Regions from separate parts of the Homo sapiens genome. Here region 2 is linked to region 1. The links are chromatin contacts, found by Hi-C or POLR2A ChIA-PET in ENCODE. All regions are on one chromosome and are shown on one strand. Each heading gives the region's core, a stretch centred on a gene start or an enhancer-like site at or near the end of the contact. The rest is flanking DNA. Distances are from core to core; before and after follow the strand shown. Region 1 overlaps ATG7 (autophagy related 7). Region 2 has its middle 77 kb from the start of TAMM41.

Evidence for each region. A loop is a pair of places that touch in the nucleus more often than their neighbours do. ChIA-PET counts read pairs that join two places held with the same protein, here RNA polymerase II (POLR2A). Pooled maps may share reads with other maps.
Region 2: a loop to region 1 is called in a pooled map, with 2.0 times the contacts of the local background. The contact joins two enhancer-like sites. A Hi-C loop is called at or near these places in 1 of 50 pooled maps. POLR2A ChIA-PET finds 5 or more read pairs at or near these places in 2 of 52 experiments (AG04450 and BJ).

The regions. Positions count from the first base shown.
Region 1 is chr3:11,389,319-11,396,049 of GRCh38, reverse strand. All of the region lies in intron 19 of ATG7 (autophagy related 7), which reads right to left. Among named protein-coding and RNA genes, the nearest start is that of ATG7, 120 kb to the right of the region's middle. Within about 2 kb of position 3,434, at least 5 of the 41 ENCODE cell types and tissues checked have a DNase peak (open chromatin) inside an H3K27ac peak, as active enhancers do.
Region 2 is chr3:11,766,807-11,773,537 of GRCh38, reverse strand. It overlaps a transcript of TAMM41 not described here. Among named protein-coding and RNA genes, the nearest start is that of TAMM41, 77 kb to the left of the region's middle. Within about 2 kb of position 2,542, at least 15 of the 41 ENCODE cell types and tissues checked have a DNase peak (open chromatin) inside an H3K27ac peak, as active enhancers do.

The DNA of each region.
Region 1 (6,731 bases), core at 2,185-4,684:
TGTGTAAACATGCTAGTGGTGGACTCTGTTCTTGTCTATACAAAATACCTTTAATACCTTCACTTTTACTCTTCCCCCCCTACCTTTTTTTTTTTTTTTTTTTTTTTTTTGAGACAGAGTCTCGCTCTGTCGCCCAGGCTGGAGTATAGTGGTGTGACCTCCGCTCACTGCGAGCTCCGCCTCCTCGGTTCACGCCATTCTCCTGCCTCAGCCTCCCGAGTAGCTGGGACTACAGGCGCCCACCACCACGCCCGGCTAATTTTTTGTATTTTTAGTAGAGACGGGGTTTCACCGTGTTAGCCAGGATGGTCTCGATCTCCTGACCTCGTGATCTGCCCGCTTCGGCCTCCCAAAGTGCTGGGATTACAGGCGTGAGCCACTGCACCCAGCCCTTTCATTCTTGAACGGTATTATCTGCTGGGTTTAAAATTGTGGGATGCGTTTCTTTCCTTCAGCACACTAAAGAAGTTATTTCCATTGTCATGTGGCTCACACTCTGCAAGTCAACTGTAAGCCTGACCATCATTCTTCAGAAGTTAATGTCTTTTCCCCATCCCCCACTGCTTTTAAGATGTCTTTATATTCCATTTTCTGAAGTTTGATTATGATGGGTCTTGGTGTGGATTTAGTTTTATTTGTACTGTTATAAATTTGTTGGGCTTCTTGGATTTGAGGCTTCAGGTTTTTCATTTGTTTCAAAAAAAGTTTATCTATAATCCCATTCAATGTTGCTATAGAACCATTATTTCTTTTTTTCTAGATTTCCAATTATGACTGTTAGACTTTCTCACTCTATCTTCTACCTTTTTTATATTTTCCATCTTTGTGTATACAGTGCTTCACTCTGAAGTTTCTTCTAACCTATTTTCCATTTCACTAATTTGCTCTTTAGATGTATATAATTGCCTATACACCTATTCATTTTGTTTTTGAATTTTCAGTTCTAGATTTCAGTTTTTTAAATCTGGAAAGCCGTATTTTAGAGTTTCCAGTCCCCAATACAACTAAAATTTGGGCTTTTACTTCCTTTAATGCTGTAAGAATAGTATTTCATAGTGTATGTCTAATAAGTACAATATCTAGAATCTCTGTATGTCTGTATTTCTTTTGTCTTTGCTTCTGCCAACTCTCACTTATGGTACCTTCTCTTCTTGTGTGCCTGGTTACCTCTGTGGCTGGATATTGTAACAGCAAAATTATCTATATAAATAATTTTAGGACTAGGATCATATTTCCCTCTAAGATTTCATTGCTTTTACCTGGCAACTATGGGCATTAGCTAAATAGAATTATCTTAATGCAAGGAAGCCTTACGGTTTCCGGGCCACTTAAATAATGTGAAATTGTTACAGCCAATGTGAGGGATGGTTTACACCCACTTCACCCTTACTCCTAGGTGTATCTCTTGATAGAGTTCCAACCCAAAGTCAAGAATGATTTATAAGGGTTCTCAGGCTTGAAAGCACCCAGACTACAAGTTTTATCTCCTTCACCTTGAAAGGACACTAAAGGTGTGGCTCACGCTCTCAACTTCCTTTTCCTGATCAGCAAATGGCCATAAAACAAAAAATTGCCCTAATACTACGGCTTTGCTCCTCTGTGCTTACATTCTCTCTCAAAGCTCAACTCAGAATCTCCTTATAATAGTGATTTGATGTTTAAGAAGATTTTTAGAAGCAACTGATCCAGTTTCTTAAGGTGACTTCAGTAAGAGAGCTGGTTTAAATCACCTGTCCTATCACTAGTTAAGACAGAAATCTCCCAGCATTCTGTTATATAATATATCCTTAGTACATGGTCTTACCTTGGCAATAACTGCCCCAAGGTGAAAAAGTTCTATGGTATTCTTTGAAGAATAGTAATAGCTCTTCTTGGTAGTAACTTGCCCTTATAGTACAGAGGAACTATAAAGGATGAGAGTTCGTTCAAGTTATAGTTCCTGTAATTTACTCATTCTATGACCCTGGACAACGATTTGTGTATAAAATTGAGTGGGGGATACAACATCTCCACAATACCAGAATATCAAATGAAAGAATGCAAAAAAGCTTGAAAAAGCCTACAAAGCTGGCCGGGCATGGTGGCTTATGCCTGTAATCCCAGCACTTTGGGAGGCCAAGGGAGGAGGACTGCTTGAGCTCAGGAGTCTGAGACCAGCCTAGGCAACATGGCGAATCCCTATCTCTACAAAATATACAACAATTAGCCTGGTGTGGTGGCATGCACCAGTATTCCCAGCTACTTGCGAGGGTGAGGCACGAGAATCCCTTGAACCTTGGAGGTGGAGGTTGCAGTGAGCCAAGATCGCACCTCTGCACTCCAGCCTGGGCAACCGAATGAGACTGAGATAAAAGAAAAAAAAAACCTACAAAACTATCAAAAATTATCATTCTCTTCTCTCTTCTCTGCCCCATGGTGAGCCATTCATCAATGGCTCTGACTAAAACACCATGGCAGGCCAAAGGTCAGTTGACATTTCAAGTCACTCATGAATGGCTGGCAACATTATACAAGACATAATATTTCCAGGGTCAAATAAAGAGATACCTATTATCTGTAATTTATTTTTAAATATTTCTGAATACACAGTATGAATGCATGCAAGTATGTGGGAAGACACACAAACCCTTTCTCCCTCCCTCCCTCCCTTCCTCTTATGGGTAGCTAGTTAGTATCTGAGGTACCCTAATCAGGAGTGCATACCCCAGGTGTGGCTATTACAAAAGCATCAGCTACAGCTTTGAAATCTATACTAGAGGATTTCCTCACAAGTATAAAGGATGGTAGAAATAATTTTTCCGATGAAAACAATAGAATTCAATATATATATGTGTTGGCTGGAAATACTGTACAGGGATCTCTAACCTTGCATATATACGTGGGTTATAAGAATCTGGCAAACCAGGCAGCCTAACACTTTCTGCAGTGGCACTCTGGTCCTGGGTCTGGACACTTAACAGAGGATTCCATCACCTGCGCCAATGAAAAGTTTAGATGTGTCCTGTATTGAGAATTTTTCTGCATCTGTTTCTACCTAAACTTTGACGTGAGATACATACCCAAAGGACAGGTTGGGGCTTTTCCCAGTCCACAGGAACATGCTGAATGACTAACTTTTGTGCCTGCTTGCTAATGTTCTTATCTGTGGCAAAATTTAGTCTGAGACTTGACTTTATTGTTACAGATCACCTGGTAGCATAACTTCTAATATAGGACGTTACCAGTTTCTACCAAACAAACAAAAAACTTGCACCATTAGGAGCCACAAAATCAGTTCAGCTCAGTTTGCAACAATTGTGGTGCATCAAATTTCCTAAATGAAGCCTGTTGGGACATAACCTCAAAGCCGGAATATTATGATTCTGATCAAGCTGATATACATATTTGCCATCCCAGGCCCTCCAAGAGAAAGGCTGTTTCTCTTCAGTGGGAAAACCACAGGAAGCTACAGAGACAGCCTTGGGGTGTGGGTTTTGCTGGGCCTGGGTGCCTGCCAAAAATACCATCGTTCTGTTTCTTGGCCCCTAGAATGCAATGATACCTAAGCTTTTGTTTTTTTGTTTTGTTTTGTTTTTTTTGTTTGTTTTTTTAATGATTTCCCCAAAACCACCTGGACTCTGTATTCTACTCAAAATGATGTCATTTAAAGAATATCTGTATTCAAGGGAATATATGGGAGAAAGCTACCCTACTTCAAGTAAATGCAAACCAGAAATATTTGCATTTTCAAAACAGCACTGTCTTGGATTCTTAGCAGCTGCATGTCCCTGCCCTCCAAATGTTTCTTAAAATACTTAAGCTGAGAATTAACCAAAATGGGAGATGAACTATGTTTGTCATAAACAGTTTGAGAAAAAGCTTTTAAACTCTCAACCCCCAGCCTGCATCTGTGCTAAAGGACACCTAGAAGTTGCTCTAGCCCACATGACTTTCAAGATGCTACAGTCTGAAACATGACCATAAGAAATACATTCCTCTGGGTATCAGCATTCCCTTTTCAAAGGACAAGATTTCCAAAGACAGCCTGAAGGAGCCTAACCAATTAAGTCCTCGAAGCTGCTAAAAATTTAAAGTGAAATTACCCCCCCCCCAATAAGTACAATGGAATTCTATGCATATGAATCCTACCACATCACTGTCTGAGAGATGATTAATATGGTAGAAAAGTGAACAAGAAGTTGGAAATCCTGGACTTTCATGTAATTTCTCTGAGCCTAATGCTCTCTCCATCTGATAGACTGGGAAGCGCTCTTGCTAGCCAATTCATAAGACACTGGAAAGGGATACTGGGAAAACATCCATAAAACGATGCCAAAGGAACAGAGAAATGCTGTAGCACTTGAAAAGATTAAACCAAGTCCTCCCTGCCCATGTTGCACTGGCTTCCAACCCATTTATAGCTGCGGTAGAAAAAGCAAGATGATTGAGGCTGTAAAAAGGCTTCCAAGAAGCAATGTGGGACAGGGACAAGAACCGCTGTGCTGGCAGGCAGGCATCACCCTGAGCCCAGCACTGCCATGCTGGTTCTCTTCTGTCCCTGCCTCTAACAGCACAGAGAAATTCAGAGGGAACACAGACAAGAAAACTCTCCCAAGATTTATGCCAGCTCATCTAAAGTCGTAGGCTTAACATTGGCCACAGACACCTGCACAGATCTTCAGCCTCCAGGAAATGAGAATTCATCCTTCCCCATCAGTGCATGCTCCGGGGAACATTAAACCTCAGCTTCATTTAGGTTAATAATTAAGCTCCTAGATTTACAGCTGTCATGAAAAGAAAAGGGAAAAGGAAAGAAAAAGAAAAAGAATCTAAAAACTTGCACATTAGTATTTGCTCACATCTTGAGGCCAGGCCCTTTTTTGTTCCCCTCCTTTTTTGTCAACTTCTAAAGATGGAAAGTTTTTTATGGCTGTAAATGACAAAAATGAGTATATTCAGGAAAGGAAATGGGAACGGCACCTGATCTCTGTTCAGACAAAAGATCAACGGAAAACACTGACAGTGCCAACTACATGACACCCATCACACGAGCTCTTATTCCAACTTCATGGCTATGGTACTGCAACTACATCATACCTGAGGAAACTGAAGCTCAAAGTTTGAGATACTTGCTCAAGGTCACATGGTTAGTGGGTAGCAGATAAAGCCAGTGCTCACTGCTGCTGCACTAGTCATATCAAAATGTCCTGCCAGCTCTTAGCTCAAAAGATAGGATACTTTTGAATTCCCTTCTAACGTTCTCATTTGTTCACACCCATGTGCCATTTTAAGCCTTGCAGTACTTTAACTTGCAGTTTTTTAAAAATTTCCTGCAAATTGCTCATTCTCTTTATTCACAACACACAGCTTCAAATTACTTTCTGGAAAAAAAAAAAAATCAAACCCACCCACAAAGGTCAAAAAGTTACCACTGCTGAGGCTATTATGAGGAAAATACTGTGAGAGTAAAAGCAATTTCCCAAGAAGAACAGATCAAACTAGCACAGCCCAACAGAAACATACAGTCTCCTCCAGGGAGCACTGTGAAAGGGTCCATTTGTTGGGACTGCAGTCCTTCTGCTGAGTGGGATAGGATGACATAGGTCTCATTTTCCAGGTATACTTTCAGCGCCTATTGGAATATTATCAAAAATAGCAACTAGTGAGTGATTAGGCAAAGACAGCAGATATTGTTAAATGAAACTCTTGCTCCTCCAATAGAGCTGGGAGACACATGTTTTTGTTTTCTTACTCAGACATTAGTCTATTAGCAAGTCATTTTGCACTCACTTTTTAAAAAATCTGTGTGCCTTATGATTAAAATCAATCTTCCTTATCAGTCAAGTCAAACTGAAATAACGAAAATATTGTACATAGGCCTATTAGCAATTTTATGGAAGGTTTTACTCAGGCAACAAAATAAATAGTCTTCTTTAAGAAAGAGCGATGTTGAGCTCACATTCCACATTTGGGATACGTAGGAGGTTTCAACACAACAATGAGTAATTACCACTTGCCTCAATCCCCACTTTCGTTACCCTCTCCCTTCAAGGTCCTTTGTGGAAGAGCTGACATATAAAGAAAGGAAAATGCAAAGTACAACTGAGAACTAAGAGAAATCCAAATTTTTCCCAGGCCTTCGCACATAACACAAAAATATGCTTTTGCATGGATTTCTATCCCAAGTTGGAAGGTCAATAGAGTTCTTTAAAATATCCAAATGCTTCAGTGAATCCAGAGTCAATTACAAAGACACCTTAGCTGCCAAGACTTATGACGACAGGTGAGTTCAGATTACGATTCAACACATGCTCCACAGTAGTCCTCGTGGGAGGCTGCACATATATTCCAATGATGCTGCCTTTACTCAAGACTCTGCTGAATACACCCTTGTGTACTGTCAAGAAGACTCCTCTAATTTGCAAAACTTGCTCATGTGTATTCTCCCACTGACTGTTCACATTTGGCACACTTGCAGTAGCTTAAGGCCCACACAGGCGGTATTTTCCCGTTTTAGTATGATGGCTGTAAATTCAAGATGTCTAACTTTGCTATGTGATTTAACCAGTCATTAGATATTCTAGAGAAGAGAACCATGTAGCTTATTCTGTGTTAAAAAAAAAAAAAAAAAAAGCACTAACAAAACTTTCATAATGAAAGAATTATATAAAACTAGAGAAGGTCAGACACTCTAGAAAACTATGATTAAGTTCATATCCATATCACTATCATAAATACAGTATAACATGTTA
Region 2 (6,731 bases), core at 1,293-3,792, 380 kb before region 1:
AGAAAATGTCGGGGTGGGGCTGGGCACGGTGGCTCACGCCTGTAATCCTAGCACTTTTGGAAGCCAAGGCAAGAGGACTGTTTGAGGCCAGGAGTTCAAGACCAACCTGGCCAAAATAGCGAGACCCCACCTCTATTTTTTAAATTTTATAAAAAATTAAAAATGTTGGGAGAAAAATAGTTCACAAAGTGCTAGTCATTAACTAGCTTTTTTTTTTTTAAGCAAATCAAAAATAAAATAAGCAATACTTGGGGGCTTTGGAATCAAAAAGACCTGGGTTTGGCCAGGGATGGTGGCTCACACCTGTAATCCCAGCACTTTGGGAAGCTGAGGCAGGTGAATCACTTGAGGTTAGGAGTTTGAGACCAGCCTGTCCCATATGGTGAAACCCCAACTCTACTAAAAATATAAAAATTAGCTGGACATGGTGGTGTGTGCCTGTAATCCCAGCTACTCGGGAGGATGAGGCAGGAGAATTGCTTGAACCCGGGAGGCGAAGGTTGCAGTGAGCTGTGATCGCACCACTGCACTCCAACCTGGGCAACAGAGCTAGACTCCATTCCAAAAAAAGAGAGAGAAAGAAAGACCTGAGTTTGAATCAAGAGTATACCGTGTGACAGCAGGCAAGTTACTTAATCTCTCGGAACTGCCTCCTGTTCTTTAAGATGGAGACGATAAAGACCCTACTTGGCAGGATGATTCTCAAGATTAGCATCAATGTATGTAGAGCCCCTGGCACAGTGCCTCACCCTGAATAGGAGGCTTAATAAAGGAGGACAACTCTATGAAAAACATTATGGGGATTTCTCAAAGAACTAAAAATAGAACTACCATTAGACTCCAATCCCTTTACTGGGTATCTACCCAAAGGGAAAAGATGCATGCACTCATGTGTTTATGACAGCACTGTTCACAATCGCACAGATATACTGTCCATCAACCAAGGATCAGATAAAGAAAATGTGATACATACACACACCATGGATATACTCAGCCATTAAAAAAAAGAATGAAATCACGTCTTTTGCAGCAACATGGAACTGGAGGCCATTATCCTAAGTGAAATAACTCCGAAACAGCTAGATACCGCTTGTTGTCACTTGTGACAGCTAAACAATAGGTACATATGAACACACAGAGTAGAAAAACAGACACTGGGCTGGGCACGGTGGCTCACGCCTGCCATCCCAGCACTTTGGGAGGCCAAGGAGGGCGGATCACGAGGTCAGGAGATGAAGACCATCCTGGCTAACACGGTGAAAGCCCGTCTCTACTAAAACTACAAAAAAAAAAAAAAAAATTAGCCAGCTGTGGTGGCAGGCGCCTGTAGTCCCAGCTAGTCCGGAGGCTGAGGCAGGAGAATGGCATGAACCTGGGAGGTGGAGTTTACAGTGAGCTGAGATTGCACAACTGCACTCCAGCCTAGGCAACAGAGAGCGATTCTGTCTCAAAAAAAAAGAAAAAAAGAAAAAGAAAAACAGACACTGGAGACTATAAAAAGTGGGAGGGGGTGAGGGTTGGAAAATCACCTGTTGGGTAAAGTGTTCACTATTTGGGTGATGATGGGTACACCACTACACAATATACACATGTAAGAAAAATGAACCTGTACCCCTTAAATATATAAACTTTTTAAAATTAAAAATAAATAAACAGGCCGGGCGTGGTGGCTCACGCCTGTAATCCCAACACTTTGGGAGGCCGAGGTGGGTCGATCACCTGAGGTCAGGAGTTTGATACCAGCCTGGCAAACATGGTGAAACCCCATCTCTACTAAAAATACAAAAATTAGCCGGGCGTGGTGGCGGGCGCCTGTAATCCCAGCTACTTGGGAGGCTGAGACAGGAGAATCGCTTGAACCTGGGAGGCGGAGGTTGCAGTGAGCAGAGATCACACCACTGCACTCCAGCCTGGGCAACAAAGAGCTAAACTCTGTCTCAAAAATAAATAATCCATCTCAAAAACAAACAAACAAATCTGGCCACTGTACTCCAGCCTGGGCGACAAAAAGCAAAACTCCGACTCAAATAAATAAATAATCCGTCTCAAAAACAAACAAACAAATGAGGCAACAGAGACTCTGAAAAGAGCCCAAAGTCATCCATCAGGTTTGCCATGAGCCAGACGTAGAATCCCAACCTCCAGCAGCCTCCCCACCATGCGTGCTGTTCTCTTCTGCAAACCCAGGGCCTTTCTAAAACGCCCAGCCCGTCCCTGGAGGCCACAGGTTATTGCCTGTGTTCTCTTCTCTTTTGATAGCCAGCCAAGAAGAGGGAACGCAGGGTGACTCACCAGGTGAGCCAGTCCCCCATCCCTAGTGTCTCTTCCTGTTCAAGGAGGCACCTTTTGTGTTTCTTGTTATTTTTATTCCTCCCACTGTGGCTGTGCTCTGCTCAGATAATTCATAAAGGGCGTGCCTGTTGCTGCCTGAGGCCGCAGCTTGAGATGCTGACATCCAGACCACCTAGAGCAGGGAGGGACCTGGGTCCTAAGCCTAGAGAGAACTGCAGGGGAGAAGGGTGGACCAGCTGCCCGCCTCAGGGCTGCGGAGAGCAGGTCTGGGCAGAGAGGAGGGAACTGGGAGTGAAGGGGGTACATGTACCCACTTGTCTGCGAGCCTGGCCTGGCCCTCCAGCCCTCTGGGGAGAGACACCTGGGACTAGGGGGAGACAGGAGCTACACAAAAGAGGACCCTAGAAATGATGCATAGTTTTCACTATCTTGAAGACTCTGTTATTTAACACATGCCTCCCCTGCCCCCATGCTTGAAGGATGTTGGTAGGCTGTCGCTCGTACTTCTGTTCCTGCTCTAAGCGTGCTCTGTTCACGCCCAACACACCTTCCTGGTATGTGGCTCAGCCGGTCTCAGCTGCCAGCCAATCGTTCCTGACCTTCCTATTATGTCACCAGCAGCCAATCAGAGCTTCAGATCAGCACGCGCTCAGCAGTGTTACTACCCTGAGTTGACAGAATCGTAGCCGAGAGCAAAGAAACCACAGCTTTCATCAGCAAGCAGAGCATTTTAAATGGCTTTTTGAAAGCCAAAAATGCTTGCAAGTCGACCTCATTACTACTTTGGGAGAAATCCCAGTTGAGAGCCAGTGATCGAAACTGCCCCCTTTATTTTGCCCAGCAAGGGGAAGGGGCTTGGACAGAGAGGTGCAGGAGTTGTTAGAGAGGCTGGACCAGACACCCCCGGTCAGCTGCCCTCCAGGGTAGTGGTAGGGTGCATGTTTTTATGGGGCCACTTATGTACTCCTGAACTTTCTCTGTGTCTCCACCCCACACTGACTGATGAGCAGTCCACACATGGATGCCAATTTTGCAGAAGAGACGGAGACAGAGTCTGTGCAGCCCCACAGAGGCCAGAAGAGGCACCTGCTTCTCGCTCTCCAGCTCTTAGAGTGCGGGACCAATCACACATCTCCCCTGTGGATTCTATGAGATTGAACCAATTCTTCTTTACCTCAATTAACTGGAATCAAGTTTTCTTACATCGCAGACCAAATGAGGCTTTTCCAAGACTTTCTACCTTGTTTTCTAGGCTTCTCCTTGCCTGGGCCTGTGAGTTCCTTGGCAGGCTTGTCACAGATAGAAGCTCCACACCTCCCAGGTGGCTGCAGTGGCTGTGAGTGATGCTCTTTGCATAACTAGGTGTTCTGCCTGCTTTGTAGGAAATGCGAGCTGGGCCGTGAGGCGTGTAGTCACACTTTCCAGCACAGCCGAGGTAGAGGACCTGACTCCTCTTGAGGCTGAAAGATACCCTCTGCCTTGGTTGCACTTCCCTCACCCCATTCTGATTTTCTCCATTCATGAGAGAATTTCCACATAGTCAGTGGTCTCCTTGCCTTCATTCCCACCTTAGTCTAATATAGGAGTTGGTAAATGATGGTCCTCAGGACAGATCCATACCTCCTGGCTTTGTAAATACATGTGCATTAGAACACAGCCGGGTTCTTTCTTAAATGAAATACTTAAATGTATTGTCTTATGGCTGCTTTCACACTACAGCAGCAGAGTTGAGAAGTTGTAACAAAGACTGTGTGGTCCACAAGGCCACAAATATTTACCCTTTGGCCTGCTGACCCCTTAATCCATCCAACTGGCTGCCTGTGAGTGATCTCTTAAACCTCAGATCGAACCACACCACTCTTCTGCTTACAAAAAAAAAAAAAAAAAAAATCTCTTGGGAGGCCAAGGCAGATGGATTATTTGAGGTTAGGAGTTCAAGACAAGTCTGGCCAACATGGTGAAACCCCATCTTTACTAAAAATACAAAAATTAGCTGTGCGTGGTGGCACACACCTGTAATCCCAGCTACTCAGGAGGCTGACGCAGGAGAATCGCTTGAACCCGTCAGGTTAGAGGTTGCAGTGAGCCAAGATCACACCACAGCACTCCAGCCTGGGCGCAGAGTGAGACTGTTTGTAGATGGATGCTCCTTAGTGAGGCTCTTCATGACGTGGTCCACTCCCTTCCACTCCTCCCCTCCACCCTCTGTCTCTGCTCACCCTCGGCTCTCACATCCTCAGCCATGCCCTTGACCAGGCCGTGCCTGATGGCTAGAATGTCCTTCTCCTTTCACCATCTGTCAAATGTCTGAATATCTCTTAAGACCAAATTCAAATGTCACCTCCTCCTGCACCCCTTCTAGGTGCCTAGCAGAATTACCTGCTCCCTCCACTGTGCTCCTAAGCTCTGTGGGTAGATAACCATCTGCGACCGCAATGACATATTTATGTGTTTCTCTCTCCCACTAGATAGTGAGCTACTGGAAATCAGGAACCTTGTCTCATTGCCTTTTCTGCCCTGCCAGGAATGGAGCTGAACCATTTGGATAAGTCAGAAGCAGACTGTTACAAAAGTGCCAGGAGGACTATAACATCTTGTCTATGCCATTTCTGATAATCAACTAACTGGTTTCTCCTTCTTCTCTAAATTTCCTGGTGTCTGGAATAGCATAGGTACTTGGAAAATGAATGAGTGAGTATGTAATTGCATAAAACATATGTTTTTCTTCTATTCTAACATAAAATTGTGGGAAATACCTTGTCACATTCACTTTGTCATCAAGTACATTCACGACTTTAAAAAGGATTTGGCTGGGTGCAGTGGCTCACGCCTGTAATCCAAACACTTTGGGAGGCTAAGGCAGGAGGATTACTTGAACCCAGGAGTTTGAGACCAGCCTGGGCAATATAGGGAGACCCCATCTCTACAAATAATTTTTAAAATTAGCCTAGTATGCTGGCACATGCATGTAGTCCCAGCTACTCAGGAGACAGAGGTGAGAGGATTGCTTGAGCCCTGGAGGCAGAGGTTGCAGTGACCTGAGGTCACGCCACTACACTCCAGCCAGGCTACAGAATGAAACCCCATCTCAAAAAAAAAACAAAAAAGTTTTCCACCTACATCCAAAGAAGATATGCAAATGGCCAATAAGCACATAAAAAGATGTTCAATATCATTAGCCATCAGGGCAGTGCAAATAAAAGCCACAGTAAGATGCCACTTCACACCTATTCACCCCCACAGGTGTGAAGTGGTGTCTTACTGTGGCTTTGATTTGCACCCATTTTGATCTATAATCAAAATCTATAATCAAAAGGACAGATGGCCAGGCGCGGTGGCTCACGTCTGTAATCCCAGCACTTTGGGAGGCCGAGGCGGGCGGATCACGAGGTCAGGAGTTCGAGGCCAGCCTGAGCAACATGGTGAAACCCCATCTCTACTAAAATTCAAAAATTAGCCAGGTGTGGTGGCACATGCCTGTAATCCCAGGCACTGAGGTGGCTGAGGCAGGAGAATTGCTTGAACCCGGGAGGCGGAGGTTGCAGTGAGCTTAGATTGCACCACTGCACTCCAGCCTGGGCAAAAGAGCAAGACTCTGTCTCAAAAAAAAAAAAAAAAATGCACAACGTGTTGACAAGGATGGGGAGTAAGTGGAACCCTCGTACATTGCTGGTGGGAATGTAACATAGTAAAGCTACTACAGAAAACAGTTTGATAGTTCCGTGTAGTCATCATATGACCCAAGAATTCTGCCTCTAGGTATATATCCAAGAGAAATGAAAACATGCATCCACACAAAAACTCATGCAGCAATATCCATAGCAACATCACAACATCATTCATAATAGCAAGATAGTAGAAACAAGATAAGTACCCTGGCTGGACCTGGTGACTCACGCCTGTAATCCCAGCACTTTGGGAGGCTGAGGCGGGCAGATCACTTGAAGTCAGGAGTTCGAGACCAGCCTGGCCAATATGGTGAAACCCCGTCTCTACTAAAAACACAAAATTTAGCCAGGCATGGTGGCACGCGCCTGTAGTGCCAGCTACTCGGGAGGCTGAGGCACGAGAATTGCTTGAACCCAGAGGGCGGAGGTTGCAGTGAGCTGAGATCATGCCACTGCACTCCAGCCTGGGTGACATAGTGAGACTCTGTCCCAAAGAAAAAAAGATACTCTACATCAAATAAGAGCTAAAATCAGTGAATCTATCAATATCCTGGTTGGGAAATTGTATTAATATTACAGCATTGCAAAATGTTACCAGTGGGGGGAACTGGGTAAAGGTTACATGGGATCACTCTCTATCATTTATTACAACTGCATGTGAATCTACAGCGATCTCAAAATAAAAAACTTAATTTAAAAACATACTCTAGGTCGGATGCAGTGGCTCACACCTGTAATCCCACACTTTAGGAGGTCGAGGCAGAAAGGTCC